Regions from separate parts of the Mus musculus genome. Here regions 1 and 3 are each linked to region 2. Evidence: chromatin loops called from intact Hi-C (ENCODE). Cell type or tissue: heart. All regions are shown on one strand. Each heading gives the region's core, and the rest is flanking DNA. Links, peaks and the distances in the headings are about the cores only. Region 1 overlaps Mast4 (microtubule associated serine/threonine kinase family member 4). Region 2 overlaps Mast4 (microtubule associated serine/threonine kinase family member 4). Region 3 holds the start of Gm30106 (a long non-coding RNA gene).

The links. Hi-C counts contacts between places; a loop is a spot of excess contacts. Peaks named below come from ENCODE experiments on the same cell type or tissue, not always from the same donor. Only the 100,000 strongest peaks of a DNase experiment are listed, where the experiment ranks them.
Region 1: a loop joins it to region 2, with 2.2 times the contacts of the local background. A loop is called at or near these places in 3 of 42 quality-filtered maps.
Region 3: a loop joins it to region 2, with 4 times the contacts of the local background. A loop is called at or near these places in 10 of 42 quality-filtered maps.

The regions. Positions count from the first base shown.
Region 1 is chr13:102,866,680-102,872,882 of GRCm38, forward strand. All of the region lies in intron 4 of Mast4 (microtubule associated serine/threonine kinase family member 4), which reads right to left. Among named protein-coding and RNA genes, the nearest start is that of Gm30106, 38 kb to the right of the region's middle. In heart, for the core only: no CTCF peak of the experiment used is centred there; a DNase peak (open chromatin) is centred at 3,042; H3K27ac peaks cover 444 bases.
Region 2 is chr13:102,808,531-102,814,733 of GRCm38, forward strand. Mast4 (microtubule associated serine/threonine kinase family member 4) reads right to left here. Exons shown (of 29, transcript NM_175171.3): 6 at 1,971-2,040. Among named protein-coding and RNA genes, the nearest start is that of Gm17160, 49 kb to the left of the region's middle. In heart, for the core only: a CTCF peak has its summit at 2,706; a DNase peak (open chromatin) is centred at 2,831; H3K4me3 peaks cover 839 bases; H3K27ac peaks cover 652 bases.
Region 3 is chr13:102,905,053-102,911,255 of GRCm38, forward strand. The region is part of intron 4 of Mast4 (microtubule associated serine/threonine kinase family member 4); the gene reads right to left. It overlaps Gm30106 (a long non-coding RNA gene), which reads left to right and starts at 2,750. Exons shown (of 4, transcript XR_382843.4): 1 at 2,750-6,203. In heart, for the core only: CTCF peaks have their summits at 1,267, 1,515, 3,064 (motif pointing left) and 4,804 (motif pointing right); a DNase peak (open chromatin) is centred at 1,319; H3K4me3 peaks cover 1,357 bases; H3K27ac peaks cover 1,293 bases.

The DNA.
Region 1 (6,203 bases), core at 582-5,581, 58 kb after region 2:
GTGATGTATGAAGATAGGATGCCCTACGGAGTGTCAAATGCAGCCAAAGAAAGAAGCCATGTGGCTCCTATAGCCAGGGCCTTAGATACCAGGTACATTTAATGACTTCACATGCAAATGTGTAATTCTGCTTTCACAGGGGCCCAAGAGAGAGCTCTATTTTTTATATAATGGAGTTCTTAGAAGAGACTCACAAAACAAGGTTTACAATGAGCAGATATGGTTGCTAATTCCAAGCCCAGTAGAACCTCATCCTCTATGGTCTGCAGAATGGTGATACAATTACCAGCTATCTGCTGGGTATGGGAGCCATGAAGGCTGAGGCAGGATTACTGTTGGTTTGAGGTCAGCCTGGGCTACAGGATAACATTCTATCTCAAAGGAAGAAAAAGAGTATCTGCTAACACAGAGATTAAACAAAAGTAATATATGTAAAGAAATTATATCAAAAGCCTTATGAATATTAGGTGTAAAAAGGTATTTATAAGCATGTCAGCCTGGGCTACTTAGTGAGAGCCTGTATAAGTATGTGTGTGTGCATGTGCGTGCATCTGTGCACATGTGCCACACACAGTAATATAAATGAATCAACAAGTATTTGACCTTTTCTTCTTGTACATATGCTGCCATATATCCATGCTTTCCTACGTTTAATCTCACACTCAAGTTTTTCCTTTGAGGATCTTGGAACAAGAAGTCTATCATGGCCCACAGAATAACCTTTTTTAAATCAAAACAATGAATTATACAAGAACAAAAGAGGCCAACTCCAGAGCAGCAAGGCTTGAGTAAATCTAAGTAAAATCTAGTTATAGGAAGAATATAAGTACTCTTTGGGCTTTGGATGCCTATAGAAACAGAAAAAGAAATGGTTTTTAATTTCTTTCTTTACTTTTTTCTTGACCAAGCTATTATTGAGTAGAGTGTTGTTCAGCTTCCACGTGAATGTGGGCTTTCTGTTGTTTTTGTTGTTATTGAAGACCAGCCTTAGTCCTTAGTCCGTGGTGATCTGATAGGATGCATGAGATTATGCATCAGTCTTCTTGTATCTGTTGAGGCCTGTTTTGTGACTGTTTATATGGTCAATTTTGGAGAAAGTACCATGAGGTGCTGAGAAGAAGGTATTTTCTTTTGTTTAAGGATGAAATTTGGTCCATAATTTCTGTTAGTTCTACTGTGTCTCTATTTAGTTTGTGTTTCCATGATCTGTTCATTGATGAGAGTGGGGTGTTGAAGTCCCTCACTATTATTGCGTGAGGTGCAATGTGTGCTTTGAGCTTTAGTAAAGTTTTGGTTGTTTTTTTTTTTTTAAATGAATGTTGGTGCCCTTGCATTTGGAGCATAGATGCTCAGAATTGAGAGTCTTCCTGGTAGATTTTTTCTTTGATGAGTATGAAGTGTCCTTCCTTATCCTTTTTGGTAACTTTTGGTTGAAAATCGATTTTATATGATATTAGAATGGCTATTCCAGCTTGTTTCTTTGGGACCATTTGCTTGGAAAGTTGTTTTCCAGCCTTTCACTCTGAGGTAGTGTTTGTCTGTCTTTGTCACTGAGGTGTGTTTCCTATATGTAGCAAAATGCTGGGTCCTGTTTATCCAGTACACATTCATAAAAGATACTTTACTAAAGCTATCTGTTCTTATAAATGAAGATCCAAGCATTCTGTTGGAACACAAATCATGTGTTCTTGGTAACTATGAACCCAGGGAAACCAAAAGAATCAGTCTTTGAGCCTAAAGTCTGAAGGTTAGTTACAGGAGGTACATCAAGCTACCAAGTATCAGACATCATACTGTATTTTCTGGAAGGTAGTAAGCTTGACCTCAGTAGACAAATACTCAATGTCACTAAGCAGGAATGCTTGTATTCCTGGGTCACACATGTTATCAGACCCATGGTGGCTACACCACTGAGGCCTGTACACTTCTGGGCACTCACTTCTCCACAGAATATCTTCATAGATCCACAGGTAGATGACTCAACCCATGTATCATCCTTGTCCCTGCCCAAACCAGCTGGTCTAGACATAACCAGGGAAAGAACTGTGTTTACACAGCATGTTCCAGAATTCTTGTCCCACTCTTTCTGAGGGAGCTGTCAATCAATCTACACATCTGGATCCCATTCTCTTCAGAGTAGCTTGTTTACCTCTTCATTTCCAGATAACTAACTCTGAATATTTAAGAGAACACATACCAGGTCTGTGATTTCTAACCATTACCATTGGACCCTTGTTATGTAGCTCTGGCTGGCTTTAAACTAAAGATCATCCTGCCTTAACCTCTTGAGTGCTGGGATTACAGCCAAGTACAATATCCCTAACTACACAAAGCACCCATCTGTGTGCTGGCTTTGGAGAAACGGTTTACTACCACATTCATAAGTAAATTTGTGAAAAAGGAGACCAAAAGTATAGCATAGCATATACTAACTACACTAAACGTGATGAGAATTTTGTAATCGTCAAGAATTCACACATGATGCAAGTCAAAATTAATTAAGTAAACAATATAAAAATCTGTGTTTTTACAATGGTTATAGCCTTGTCCAAATCTTCCTTCCTTTCCTTGTATATTCTCTCAAGATGCCACTCCTGTTGGGAACGGTGGCACACAGATATAATCCCAGAACTTGGTGACAGAGGCATAGAGGATTTTCAGTTTCAGCTTGTATCCAATTACATACACAAATATATAGAGAACCATCATACACATATACACACAGCATGTAATCCCTTCCATCATTATCTTCCCCATCCTTGCCTCTATTCTTAAGAGAACACATATGTGAGAAATCTGTGTAAAAATATCCTGTGATTCATGTAAAGGTCCCGAGGAAATCACATGAGACGACGTGCTTGGGTTACTAAGGAAAAGTTTATCCCTGGCTTGCTTCTTCCAGGCATGGCCACCTGTCCTCCGAGGCCCAGCCTTCTGTGTAATGAGCTGACCTCACTCATCCCTACTCTTGGTTTTGGTCCTTATTAGTAAGTACCTCGAGCTCCAGAACAACAGACTGACCCCGCCTCTTCACTGTGCTCAGTAGACACCCAACCTAAACTCCTTCTGTATTCCCTGCAGTGACTCAGAGTTCCTGTTCATTGTGTCCCTGGATTCCTGTTTATGAACGTTATGGAATCCTGACCTTCCCATGGTAACAGCTTAAGCAGAAATTCAATGGCATTGAGTGGTTGGTATCCTACCATGTAAGATTCCCATAATGGAAGGGATCTTGAATAACTCCCTGGAGTCAAATTAAGTTGCATGCCACAAGGCCAAGTCTAGAATCAGTATTCCTCAACGTAATGAGAACAAGTCCTTGATCCCATAAGGAAATGAAAATGGAAATCTGCTCCTGCCTATTTCCCTTATTATCTTTCTAAATCAACCTTAATTCCTAATGTAAGATCAAAAATGTGTACGAAAACAACGATGTAGCTAAGCCCATCTCGAAAATGAAGTCTGTCAAGAGTCACCAAGGAAGCCATTTCTTGGGCTTTGTGGTAACATCGTATTTTCATTCACAGTATAATCATAAAATTGCAGGGCACATTCGTGTAACAAAGAACATTGTCTGTGTTCTTAAATTGAGGGTTTCTCTGCACAGGCCTGGGCTTTAGAAACAGTGGCAATGACGGCCTGTTTTACTAAGAGCCCGTGTTTATGAACATGGAAAAATGACACAGCAGCAGGCCGCTACGGTTCATTTTCAGACTGAGGGGTGCTCAGACCTCATCAGAGAGTCAGAGATAAGCAGGCAACTCGAGGCCCCTCTCTCAGCGGCTGGCAGTTGATGCTTGCCTGTCTCACAACTCTGAGAGCTGGAAAGTTGCAGTCTGCTATGTGACTGGACCCATGATCAATCAGAACGGGAGGCAATCTCCAGCCCAAGGATTAGATAAAGGTCTGTTGTATTGGGAACCAATAGTGCAAAGACTGTAATTCTTCAGAATGCCACACTATGGTTTGGAAAAAGAAGCAGGAATTTCTCACTATCAGGGGCTTTAAACAACACTGCCTCATATCAAAATACCATACCAGCCATTTTTGCTTTTTCTTTAAGCCAATGTTCCTTTCTGCAGAATTGTACCATCCTCCTAAATTTATTATCACAGAGTAAAGGTCTTGTTTCTTACAGTATGGGATAAGAACATAAGTAGGTATAATCCTGCCTCATGAAGAGCACAACAAATTGTATGACATTGTATGTATCAATTGATGTAAAATTGTTTCTTAGCCAGGCCTGATGGCACAAACCTAGAATCTCAGTTATTCTACTATAGCGTGAATGGTTCAAGACCTGATTGAGCTATAAATTTGGGGCAATGTAACGAGACACTGTCTCCAAATAAAAGGTAAAAAAAGAAAGCTAAAGATACAGTCAGAGGCAGGGTGTTTCCCTAAAAAGCATGTGGCCACACATCCAACCTTAGTAGCAACAATAAAAAAATCTATTTTACTGGAAAATGGAAGCATCTATTTTTGCATGGAGAAGATTCAATATTTGAGGCTAGGGGATATGGCTTAGCAATAGGATACTTGCGTTGGAATAGGCTGGGTTCGGTCTTCAGCAATACCAAAAAGAAAAAAAAATAGTAATAATTTTTAAACACAAGGGAGGGGAGCAGACAATTAGCAGGCAATAGAGGCACTCCTGGCTTTTATACAATAACAGTGGTGATCAGCAGCCTTATAAGGAGAAGCTGGCTCCGGTCATCTCCACAACACGGCCACTAACCTAGCCCCCTCCCCCCCCCCCCCCCCACGGGTGTAGCTTTTGTTACTTCACCAAAAAAAATCCCCAACTTTTTTATTTTTTTTATTTTTTAGGAGTATCTTGCCCCAGGCCAAGGAGCCTTGTTGGTACCAGGATCTGAGAGACTAGCAATCCGGAAATCTGGGGAGGGAGACATTTCCCTGCATTTTAAAAGGCCTCTATTGTTCTGTTAGGAGACTTTGTGTAATAGGAGGGGAAAGTAATAGAAGAACAAAACAAAAATCTATCCCAGTTTTCAAAGAAATTAGGTGGACACCGATTTAAAAAAAAAAAAAATGGCCAAAGACAAAAGGAAAAATAAATCACATAAAGGAGCGAGACCGCACTATGCAGCGAGGCTAAACATCGCTCCTGCTCTAGGCTAGGACACTTTGAAGTAGTACAAAAAGCAAAGATTATTAAGTAAGAGTAGATTTTTTTTTTACACTGAGAAATGAAAAAGGGTGGGGGTGGGGCACTGCAGAGGTTCCCAGGAAGATGGTGTCTTTAACAAATGGTTAAGCACGCTATACAATCTTTCAATAAAATAAATTTTAGAATTTTGAGATTACATTAAACCTCAGGAGAACCAACAGTTAATGCCGTGCATGTTAATGATCAATTATGAAAGCTAACTCTCACCTGCAAGCCTCCTGGCTCTCCTGGTCACCACCTCCCTTCACAAAACAAATCAAGTCAGTTTTCAACTGTTAACAACTTCCTCTGAGAGAAACAACTTAGGTTCATCTCCTCCTTCCTCTCCTAAGAGATGATTTTACCTCAAAAAAGACTAACGCTTAGCTCATCTAAGAGGAAGAGTTATAAAGTTCACGTAGAAATGAAGAAAACGGCTTCTCTCATTGTTATATATATATATTTTTTTAAAGTGGAATGCCCCAGAAATTGAAGCTAGACAGGTAACTTGTCCTTGGCATAGCTCACCGTTTGGTCAGTCTGGCCACCAAAAGCTTCCTATGTGTAAGATGGATGGTGTGTTTATGAAGACAAGAAGCTACCCCACAGTAAAGGCTTAGTAGTTGACTTGAGGCACACTAGCCAAACTTAAAGAAAGGATGAGAACACCAAGGATGGGGTGGGGGGAGACTGCCAGTTAGAAGAGGTGCTGTGGTCCTGAGAACTCTGAGGAACAAAAGGCAGGGCGGGTCTTTGTTTCTCTGACAGGACCAGGGCTCCTCTGAAACACTCAGCGCCCACCCTGGAATGACCACCGCCAGGGTTGGATCCTAACCAAGCCAGCTTCCACCTTCCACCTTTTACAATGCACCTCCCCCCCCCCTTTTCTTTCTGAAGTGGCATCGAACAAAGGATCAGGTAACAACAACAAAAGTATTCTAAAATTGTAAAAAGAAGACAATACCACTACTATTGATCCCCAACGTGTAGGAAAACATTGATAAAAATGGAGAATCCAAAGCATGACCGCATG
Region 2 (6,203 bases), core at 555-5,554:
GGTTCTATTTACCTGAAGAAAATTTTAACACAAATCACTCAGGTTCTAATCAAAATTAATGGTTTCTGAAGAGTGTGGAAGGAGTCCCAGCTGGTAGTTCATGCAACATGAACTGAGGGTCTCCAGTGATAATCCCGTCACGGTTTATGGTTTATTTGTCAAAAATTAACATGCCTGGGAGGTTGTGCTTTTTTTTCCCCATAGCGCAGAAGCCAGATTCATCTGTCCTTCAGTCTCCCACATAATTATTAGATGCTCTTCATTTTTATAAATCTGGCAGGATTAAGGGACTGTGGCTTAGGTCATGTTTTCATACACACTGCAATGATTTGCACTTATGACTCGGGGTAGTGGGACGCACCCACACTCCATTTTGGACTACAGAGGGCACTCTGTTTATCGACCTTCAAAGTTTTTCCTCCCTACTTGGAATAGTGAACCATCAGGAACTAACAGTCACTGGGCAGACACACTTTCTGGGCCAGTTACCTTCTGCATTTCTTTTGCAGTATAATAGTTAGAAGAAAAGCTTAATTTAAAAAAAAAAAAAAGAGTTGGATCTCAGAGAAGATCCAGGTGTAGGTCTCAGCAAGCTCTTTGAGATGCTGTCTTAATCATTCTTCTAACTCAGCCCGCGTGGGATTCAGAGCGGCCTTGAGCATATGATGGGAAATGACTGCGGTAATGAGAGAACAAACATTCTCCTTGGATTGGGACTTAGTGTAGACTCTTAATCATACAGAGTTCTGGAAAATGCTGCTGGAATCTTAATTACAATACAGAGCTCTGAAACTCCTTTTCTTAGGATTTCAGAACATAAAATGGATCACACGCTGACAAGTGTGCTCATTAGTGATGTGTAGAGGAACAAAGGCATGTACTCTGAGACAGAACTATATGGTTTGGGACATGCTATCTGAATTCACGTTGGGGTATAATTAAGTCTGTGAGAAATTCTTACAAATCAATGGGACATCCAGACCATAAACTAAATTTATTCTGAATATTTGGAGACCTGAAGGGGCATTTTGCAATCTGTCTTTCCTGGGTGGAGGAAGCAAGCCACATATGTGAGAAGAGAGAAGGATGTTTGACTGAGAAAAACATACTAATTCAGAATCCAGAAGAAAGGGCTGAGGCTACAGCAAGGGGACCAGCCCGGGAAAAGCTTGGACGTTAAAGGTGTCAAGTAAGGACACTTCCTCTTAACTCAGTTCCCTAGGAGCAGAGGCATAGCGCCTAAGCATTTGCTGCCTAATTCTAAGTATAACAGTAGTAGAAGAGAGCTCCAGATATATTGGCGCACGCCTTTAATGCCAGCATCTAGAGGCAGAGGCAGGTGGATATCTGAGTTCGAGGCCAGCCTGGTCTACAGAGTGAGTTCCAGGACAGCCAGGGCTACACAAAGAAACCCTGTCTGGAAAAAAAAAAAAAAAAACAAAGTATTTCTTAGCTCTGTCATTCAATTGTTCCCAAGTTCACATCTTGTAACCCAGAGTCTCATTTTTACAAAAAGGACAACATATGACAAAAACAAAAGCTTGTACCAGGACATAGATGAATATTGCCTGCATAACAACATCTCAAAAAAAAAAAAAAAAAAAAAAAGGTCAGTAAAAATCTGTTCAGGCTGAATCATGCTTGCTCTAAAGATGGGAGAAAACCCAGAGAGAAGGACCTCCCTGCCTTCACAGGGGCTCACATTTAGCAAAGGACCAGGAGAACTCTCTAATGCTAAGACAGAAGTCATCACGAAACAGTTAAAGCCAGTGTGTTCAATGTAACAAGGTCCTTTGGTTGCAGAAGGCTTTATGTGATAATGAAAAGGCTCTCACAAGACAGAGCCCTGAAAGAGAAGGTGGGAGGAGGAAGGGGGTTGTGTGTGTGGGGGGGGGGGGGCGGGGGAGGGGGACTCGAGCAGAGACATCCCGAGGGACCACTTTATGTCCCACTCAAATGGCCATCCTTACCTCCTCGCAAATGAGAAATGGGCTGAGGCACTGGGGGAGAAATTCCTTGGACTGTCTTGAGGGCTATTTCCTGTGGAGAGAGAAAGAGAAATGAGCAACCTCATTTTGTTTTTGTACCATTATCCATATCCAGAATCTTCTTTCCAGTAATCAGTTTCTTTACAGTTCTACAAAATAGCATTTCCTCTAATAATGTTTCAGCTTTGCCTCGAGCAGGGATCTGGGAAGCAGTCGAGGTGGGGTTGGGGGTGGGGATGGGGGTGGGAGAACACCAAGTTCCAGCACAGCCTTCCAAGTGGGCCAAGCAAGGGAATACACATGGTCACCACTATAACCTAAACAGGTTGGTCTGTGGAATAATGAGCACATACACGTTCAGTGTTATATCTTCAGAAGCTAACATTTACGTGGGAGGGAAGCTCAGGCTGTCCTAGGAGGTGCATTTTATTTTGTGGCAGGCAGCCTTGATATGAAAGAAAGAGAAAAAAAAAGTCTTGAAAGGGGGAGGCTTGGATTCCAAGGCATACATTTAAAAGAGAGTTGTGTCAAGACTAATAAAATACGAAGGAGAATCCAGCCATCTGTACCTATTTCTAAAATGTCTCAGGCTCTATCTTAGCATGGCTGGAAGAACCTGGCAGGATTAACCCTCGCCAATATTGTCTTCAGCAAGCCCCATGTCTCTAAGCGGCTGGAATGTGACTGGCCAGGCAGAAGATTCTAAAAGCCATGGCCACAGGGAGATGGCAGCACTCGCCTCTCCTCGAGTCCTCCACAGGCCGAGAAGGAGCACAGGAAGGAGGGCAGCTCCCTGGGGGCTTGTTACTTTCTCCATCAGCCGGCTCAACCTGCTGCTGATCATTGACAAGGCTTGGCAGGCAGCTGGCGAGGGCAAGTTCAGGACACTCCAGACCACGCTGCTTCCCCTGCATATTTAATGAGACGCGCTGCATTGTGGGAGGACCACTTGGGAATGGAGCTGGTTTCGGGAAGGAGGTGAGAAAAGGCTGCAAAGTAGCTCTGTAGTTTCTTGAAAAGTGGAGAGATAGATCGGGGAAGATGCCCTTCATCCCCAATAGTACCACCACTGCTGTGGCACTGGCTCAGTGAGAGTGACCACTGTAGTCAGCTATAAGGAATGCCCAGCTGCGGGAGGTAAACGATTTGTTATTAGTGTGCTAAAGAAGAAACAGCCTAACACCTAAAGGACTGTAAGTTTAGTGTTACCTCGAGGACTTCTTACACTGGCTACATCTCCACTGAAATTTTTCAATTAACTTAAGGTTGCAAATTTTATAGTGTTGTCTTCAACAGATGCTATTAACTTTATGACAGCACAATCAAAGCCATTCAACGGGGAAGCGCTGAGAAGCCGTTTCTTTATAGAGAGGCAAGGAGCAGTCCCCCTGCCACAGTGAAATTTATCATGTCTTTACATCTGCTGTTCCCGGGGCCCCTGGAGGAATGGATTTTGCTTTTGCCGTCCAGTAATCCAGGATTCATTCTGTCTGTTTATCTACACAGCAAATTAACTTATTTTGATTTCTCTCAACAGCATTCATTTCCCCCACTCCTAATTTAGCGTGTGTGTCACCCTCTGCATTCTGTGAAAAAGCTCAATAATTTCAGGATGGCTAAAAGCCCTTGCTTCCTAAGGGGGTAACATAATGCGTGGAATCATTGTATAGAGGTTGGGGTTGGTTTTTTTGTTGTTACTGTTTGTTGTAAGTTTGGGAATATATTCATGTTGCTTGTACACCATGGAGAGCAAACGACCAGTAAATTATTAGTTGTAACAAAAACAGTTGCTTGCTTGAAGCCAAGACATTCTGACCACAGTCCTTTCTGCCTCATTCACAAGAAGAAAATAACACCAAGGGAACCTGGCCCGATCCCTAGCCTGTCTTCTCTGTACAGAGAACACGTAAGCTGAGGGTTCATGTGGTGAGTGGAAACAGAGAGTGCACTTTTAAACACCAAAAATGGGGGAAAAGGAGAGCCGGGAGATAAGCATAAAATGGCGGCCGCTAGGAAGCCAGTGCCATTTTCTTAAACACACATGATGATCTTCAAGCTTGAGGACAGCTAGCCAGAGACAGACTGAGAAGACTGATTTAACTCTGCCCTTCAAAGACATCCAAGCTGCCATTGCCAAAGCCTCCATTAACCATTCCTGGACTTATAGCTTCGCTCCCTGGGCTGCCTACCTAGGTATGATCGAAACTTCATTTTTTTCCCCCTCTCACTTGGTTTCACCCTGCCATAAAAGCAGACCCTAGATTCCTTTACCTTCAGCCTCAGGTCTATGGGGCCATCTGTGTATCTTAACAACTCTGCATCTCTATTTGTCCAAATGTTGGCTGAAAAGGTGAAATGAGATGTATACAGCATTCACACAGCTGTCTGTGAGTTGTTTAAGAACTAGACTGGTTTGAGAGATGGTATCAAGCATTTCTGTCAATGTGTGGACATTAACAAAAACATCATAGAGAGAACTTCAACAAACTATGATGACAATAATACACCAGTAAGTGGTGTAATGCTTTGGGATCATAGCTATACATATAGTCTATCCAGGTTTTGACAAGACTGACGTTTGCTGGGAAAAAAAATGGGGGTGGGGGCGTAGAAAGAATTGAGATGGTGTTATGTGTTGTTGTTATAACTATATTATCACTAAAGCTCTCTAAAGCATTATAAGATATCAGAAGGACAGGGACTCAATGGCAGGGCAGTTCAGCAAGCTTCAAGTAAGATGGTGGATGGGGATCTTGGGGAATCAGAAACAACTGAGAGGAAACCCACTGTACACACTAAAGTGGTCTCAAAGATAATCTCTGGCGATAGCAAACTCAGCGTGGTACAGCCAATGACCCATGAACTACATTCACCGGTGCCAGGTAGTGGGAGGCTTTGGAGATGCTTGGGTACACCGAAGGAGATGGAACTGGACCAGCACGTGCAAGGGTAAGAGAGAACTTCTGCAGTAAATCAAGAGTGATTGGTGACACATGAGAATCACGTCACGGAAAAGACAGAGCCCAGAGCTTGCCTGGTGTCGGCACTGTGGTAGACTGGAGGAACAACGTGTCGGAATGACCCACTGATAGAGAACCTTGAGGGGTAGGTGGGGCTCAGGTACCAACACAGGAAAGAGTAAATGTGCATTGTACAGATGATTATGTTATACAGTGAACAAAATTCAACTTTCTTTGGGGAGAAATGGTAAGATTAGCACGTTAGAGTTAGAGAGGTCAATTGTGGAAGGTTTTATTTTTACTTTAAACCAAAAATGTCCTACTTTTCGGTCTCTCGAGCTTCAGCAATACTATTTTGTTATACAGTGTCCTAACTCTGAATTTAGGGTAGATGGGTTCATGCCATTTATGCTCTATGAAGTCCTCTCTGTTGAACGCATGAATGGTGCTTCCTGAGAAGAGAGCAAGACAGATCGAAACTGGAGTCCTACACATGACCTTCACTCCTTGCACGCTGCCCTCTGAATTCATCCACCCATCTGCAAAGCAATACCTGAGAGACTCTGAGAGTAGAAACCCGTGCCAGTTAATTCTCTGCCCATATGTGCGGCACTTGCTTGTAACTCGCATCCTGCTGCTCCCGGGATTTGCTGGCTCTTGGATGTTTGAGAGCTCGGACACTTTATGGACTGCCAGCATCACTGCTGATGCTCCAACCCGATACAGTAAGCCTTAGCAGTGGTCAGGCCTTGGGTAGGTAATTAACACCACGATCCCCATAAGGCAGAGGGAGGCACGGCTAAGACGCAAGCAGGGTATCAGAGCTGCGGTTACCTAACGGCACGACATGGGGTGCCTCATTTTGGAGGCAGTTATTGTGAAGAAAGTGATTTCCAGATTAATTAAATTGTTTGATTGCTTTGTAATTAGGATAGAGAAGTCCTGCGTCTTCGCCACAGAGAAGCAAGCTGCAAGTCTTTTTAAAAGGCATATGCTTTACCCACTATAGATTATTAATGTGCTTTTAATAGCTATCTGTTCACAGAATGACAGTTTATGATGCCTCAGTTTTCTTTAAGGACAGAGGGAATCCAAGAATTAATGACCACTGCCATTTGAAACTCCTGGTGGATCAAAGAGCAAGTGTTTCACCCCCCACCCCCATTTGAATCCTCATTCTCATTACTTGATGATCCCCTTAAATGAGCTGTGATGTTTTGCACCATAACAATCAGTGTGGTGTTTTCTGAAGGCT
Region 3 (6,203 bases), core at 565-5,564, 97 kb after region 2:
TATATGTACATGTATAATATGTTTTATATAACACACACATATTATAAATGAAAGGCTGGCTTTATATTAGTAATAAATGTCAGCCAAACGACAAAAAAGTCAAAATGCCAAAGTTGTACAGATCTTTAAAAGCAGTCACTGAGAATCATGCTCGCTTGGGTTATCTCTGCAACACAGATTCGCATCTTATAAGTGGTAGATGGACTATCTAACATAGGGGGAGCCTCTGGAAGGCTCTATAAGGAATGGAAGGCTCTGTAAGGAATGCCGTAGGCCCAGGTCTGGGTGTATGAAATGATAAAAATACAAGTAGATAAAGGGACAGAGACAAAAGCCCCTTTGCCAGGCAGGGCTCAAGGCAATGCCTGAACATCCACACTGCAAAAGAATTCCGAGCCCCGCACTCATGGAACCCCTAAGAAGCTCCACCAAGGAGAGGAACTACAGAAACAGAGACCCCCTGGCAAGGCACAAACTTTTCAAACTGCCACCAACAAACAAAATCCCAGACGCAACCGGGCAACCGGGCTCCGGCAGCCCCCAGCCTCTGATAGAGAGAGCACTCCCTGCTCCAGGGCAAGGTCCCGCGTTTTTACCTTTGTGTGCGCCGAAGCCTGTTCCCACTCCTCAAATGAGGCAAAGTAAAGTTTGAGAGCACAGTCCAGAAATTGGGGTCAGACATATCCATTTCTTTCTTTCTTTCTTTCTTCAATTCACCGTGAGTTCAAGGCCATGGGATCAAAACGGAGATGGGGAGAAAAAAAAAATAAAGGAAAAAAAATCCCAATTATCTACTCACTCCCTTCAGAGAAAACGTGCGGTGAACTATGGTCTCAGGAACAACTCGGAGACTGACTGAGAATTACCCTTCCCGTGCTGGCCTTTAATTAATGCACAGCCATCTGAAAGGTTCGGGAAACTTACTTCCTCTTGTGTTTGCCCTCTCCTAGGAAGCCTTGGCCAGCTATAAACAGTAATTACAAGAGTTTAGCCTGCGTTCTGCTCAAAATGCTGTCTCCGTGTGATTCAGTCCAAGGTACTTTGTCATCTGTTTGGCAGATACCATCTGCAGCTCCTGGAGGGGTGGGGTGGTAGGAGGAGGACTATTTTAAGTCTATGGTTCCGGGAGGCTGTTGCTTATCAGCAAACCCATTCACATCCGAACATGCCCAGTACGAAGCTTCCTTTTGGCGTCTACATACAAGGAAAAGAATTTGAACGCAAAAGCTGCTCTTGCCCTCCCCTTCTGGGGGGAAAAAAAAAACCCAACACCATGGAAACTTGAAAGCACTTTTAGAAAATTGACCTATGGGAGGACTTGAATCTGACACCTTTCTGTAGGATCCAGTTGGAAGTAGGGTGGCAGGGCCCTGGCTCAGCCCCTCCAGCTGGGTCTCGGGGAAAGAGAGCGGCTCCCTGGTGTACTCTGCCCAGGAGCAGGCGCAGGGCTGGAGCATCCTCGCAGTTCCCCCCCATCCCAGGGTCTGAAATGGATCGGTCCCTCAAAAATAAATAAATAAGTCCAGCTGCCGCACCGGAACACTAGTGTGTGCTGTGCACACCTGAAAGCTTGGGTGATTCACCATAGGACGAGGCACAATTGTGGCGCTCGGAGGGAAGTCCCTGATGACTCCGGAGGTGACGCTACCTGTTGTCTGGGAGAAGCATGCACACGCCAAGCCACCACACTCACCAGAAAACCTCAATGACACAAAATTCACGAGTTTACATCCATTTGACCGATGACTACAGCGCACACCTGTTTGGCCTCATGGATTCGAGAGATGGATCTAGTTAATGATCACCTATGACGTGTAAATGGACTACTTGGCACTGATTTAGCAACATGAATTCCTTTCCCTCCCAGTATGTTAAGAGTTTGATGGAGTAGAATACAGGAAAAGGATGAATCTGATTGTTACTCACTGAGGAAAAAGACACACACACAAAAAAAAAAAAAAAAAAAAAAAAAAAGCGTGGTATTTAAATAACGCCCCAAGTCACAAACGTTTATTCAAAAGTATATAAAGAAAAACATTAGAATTTAAGTCAGTTACTTCTAATTTAATATTATATCGTATATTATTCAGTCTTATGGTCCACAGAAATAGTTTCTCACCCAAAGACTCCAAAAGGGTTTGATGATATTCCTCAGACAAGGCACTCATACATGCAATCCCATTTTCTTCTAGAGTCTCTTCAGATCTTTGAGACTCATAGAGATAAAAGAAAATCATAGAGCCCACCCAATCTTACATAGGGGAGACTGAGGCTTTGAGCAATAAGTGGCAAGAACAACACCCCAACATTTACCAAGATCCTAAAAGCTTCGGTTGGCTGCCTCTGCCTTCTCAAATAGTCATCCCTCACCGGCTTTTGGCGTTTTAATGTTTTGAGGCACAGCCACCTCTGCCTTGACAGCTTCAAGCATACTAAGACTAAAAACATATAAAGTCAGGTATGGTGGTGCACGCATGTATGCTCAGCACTCAGAGAAAGCAGAGACGAGCCACTGCCTGGGTTCTAGGGCCATCCGCTCTACATAGCAAGACCCTGGTTCAAGAATACAAAACCAAAGAAATAACAGTAACAACAACAAACCCGGCAAATAAAATTGTGTGACTAGTGAACATGGATGGGTGGGCTCTTTTCTTGTTCCCCAAACAATATGTTATAGCATCCATTGCCTCAGGATACAGGTTTTATTTTATATCGAAGAGTACGTAGAGATGGTTTGCCACATGTGGGAGTATGCAGAGTCCACACGCACACATTCTGTCTTATAAAATTTTTGTTAGAAAATTTTAATGTTCTTTATTTTATTTTTTATTTGTTGCTGTTGTTGTTTTTTGTTTTTTTTTTTTTTTTTTTTTTTTTTTGAGACAGGGTTTCTCTGTGTAGCCTTGGCTGTCCTAGAACTCACACTGTAGACCAGGCTGGCCTTGAACTCAGAAATCCGCCTGCCTCTGCCTGGATTAAAGTGCACCACCATGTGCTCCGTGTGCTTACAGGTACCCCCTAGTGGCCCAAGGAAGTCATCCTGTCTCCTGAAACTGAGATTACACACAGTTGTGAACCACTAAATGTGAGTGCTGGGAACTCAGTCTACAAGTGTTCTAGACTGCTGAGCCATCTCTCTAGCCCCATGTCTAGGAGGCTTGAACATCACTGGTCTCTGGAATCTCAAAAGATCCCAGATTGTAAGATCCTCATGAATACCCAGAGATGTCTGGCCACTCTCAATGGTATAAAGTACACTCTGAGAAGTGTAAAGAAACCCATGCAATCGTTGAGTTTCTCTCTAGTGATTGTGTAGCCTGGGCCATCCTTTGGTTTGCAGGCTTCCTTGTACTTTGGAAAATGTTTGGCAACATCCCAGACTCTTTCCATTAGATAGCAGAGGTGCCAATCAAAAATGTCTGCAGACACTGCCAATGCCTTCTTGTTGGGAGTCACTGTTCTAGATCATGTCTCCCTCTGAGAAAGGAGTCATATTGTCTTTGATTCTGGCCTCAACACTTAATCTAACCTTAAGCAAGTTATTTAATCTCTGCCTATTTTCCCTAATTATAATATTGGTCCATAACAGAACCAACCTCTGGGAGTTGGCATATGAAAATGAAAATGAGATGACCCATCTAAAACCTCTCAGTACATGTAATGTCTGTACTGAGTCAGTGCTGACAATATGAAGAATCTAAAAGAACATTTCACTCAATGATGTCATCCTGGAGAGAAAGGGCAGTCCAGCATGTTCCGTACCCTCCAGTGCTCTGAAAGAGGGTCTTCCTAGATAGCAGCCACGTGGTATTTACTTGGCTGCTTACTGCTGCCTTCCCTGTGAGACTGTTTCTCAGGGCAAAGGCCAGATTATACTGTATTCTGTATTTCCAGAACTGAATAGGCTCAGACTTACACAGACATTTTTAAAGATGCTTGCTGAATAGTCATTTCCACTAAGCGTCTACTCTTTCTCTTATGAGACACAAGATTGAGCAGTATGAAGACATCCATCAATACCCTCACAGAACCCTAAATTCTCAGTATTCTTACAACAATGTTATTAAATTCTGAAGGCTTTCTCTTACAACTCTTTGTCACCAAGGATATCAGTACAAACATTTCTTAGGTCCTAGCATGACTTCAGGAAATATCACAGGCAAACACAAGGAAAACTCCCCTTTGAGTACCCTCTCTACATCCCATAGACAAACCAAAGATTTCCTGAGCTTGTTGAGGAAGAGGGGTGCCATAGAAGAGCAATCAAGGTTGTGAGAGAGGATTTGAAATTGTGCTAGAAAAATCTTGAATTCAGGTATCTACCCCATGAAAGAAGAGAGCAGTTGAGGGATAAGAAATAGCTGACTAGCTGACCAGGAATATTAGAAAGACTGTATGCGACTAGGGTTGCAGCCACAGAGGGAAAAGGTGTGGGAAGGGGAGTCAAGTTTCCAAGAGGAGTGCTTAGTCATATACACAGAGGGTGAAGATATATACATAGGGCGAGAATTCTGCTCTGAATGGGCTTAAGTAAGACCTGATGTCTTTACTTCCCAACTCTCCTCCATAATCTTTCTAAAAAGTTCATTTAGTTGGCATTGCCTATAAGCATGGCAGCAACTTAAATGGGTCCACTGATATAATCAACCCTTTACTTTTCCCTCTTCACCACCTCTGCTTTCCATTTTCAGGAATATCTGAAACCTTCCGATGCTAATAGCTAATGTCAAAGACTTTTTACAATTATGTGATCTAAAAGTATGAATGTGCATATATGGGTGCAGGTACTCAAAGAGTCCAGAAGAGGGCTCTGGATACCCAGGATCTGAAATCACAGATCACTATGAGTAACCCAACATTCGTGCTGGGAACCAAATTCTGGTCCTCTGAAAGAGTGGTACACGCTCTTAAGTGCTACCTCCAAATTCTGGTCCTCTGAAAGAGTGGTACTTGCTCTTAAGTGCTGCCTGCCACCTCCCAGACCCCAACACTAATTTTAACTAAATATATTGGATTATTTTCCCTGAAAAGGTTTGGGAAGATCTGAATTTACCCACACTGAAAAGGTAAGACTAGGTAAAGTACACACACAGCTAGCGATATATTAGCTAATACAGAGCAAGTACTTGATAGATTCCCACACTCCCTGATGATAAGAGTGGGTGTGACACTCAAGTGTAACCTGTCTTCTAACCTGTATGACTTGATTTAGTAACCTATGATTCAGAAGGCAAGGCAGTCGGTAAACATGGGATTGAATTTGTCAGAATTACTGACATTTCCTTACAGACAAAATAATTATATAGAGAGGAGAGGAAGCACAGTTGAGTTGCAGTTGCCATAAAGCTGATGAACTGAGAAGAAACTGAGCCTTTGAAGGCCTTAGAACATAGCTGGTCTTGGCCAACACACAGACACTCAGCAAGATGTTCTACTTATTGGACAGCCACTAAGCCAATACAACAGTGGATATAGTCTGGGATCCAGACTGCTCATTCATTTATCAATATGTCAATATCAGTCACTGCTTCTCCAAGGAAGGCAAGTGGGATGGGAAGATAGGTTTGTCACCCAACTGGGAGGGTAGCTCTGGAAAAAAAATGGTAGAAAACAGAAGGTCTAATCCTTTGCAACTCATTCCCCTCATATGTTTCGTAATGTCCTTTTTACAGATCTTTTACTCTCCCTCCAGATGCCCCATGCCCAAACAGAATAGTATTAAAAAGCTAATATCTATGGACAGATTTGTGTGTACTATATAGAGATTAATTTCTCTGGGCCAAGTTGTTAGGACTGGGTAGCTTTCAACTCCCTGTTTAAGAATCTGTGTCTGTGTATCTACATCCAGGGAGGATGCAGAGTTTCCATGAAGACTCTACCTGATCCTGGCCTAGTGGCAATTCTGCTGTAAACTCTCTTGATTCATTCCTACCCCTGTGTTCAGCACCTAAAAATGAACGAGTATTGCTCAAGGTGGTTCACATCTGTAAGTCCATTAGGTCGGCTTCTAAACTCTTTCCTGAACTTAAGGAAAAAGGTCTGATATGCACACTGACTTTTCTAAATGAGAAAGTCTACAAAAATAGAACCAAAGAGGGGTCAAAATAAAATGTAGGAAAAAATGTAGAAAGAAAATAGAAAGGATGCTATATACAGGAGGAAGAACAAAAAACACAATGAACAGTTGGAAGACAGAAACTCTC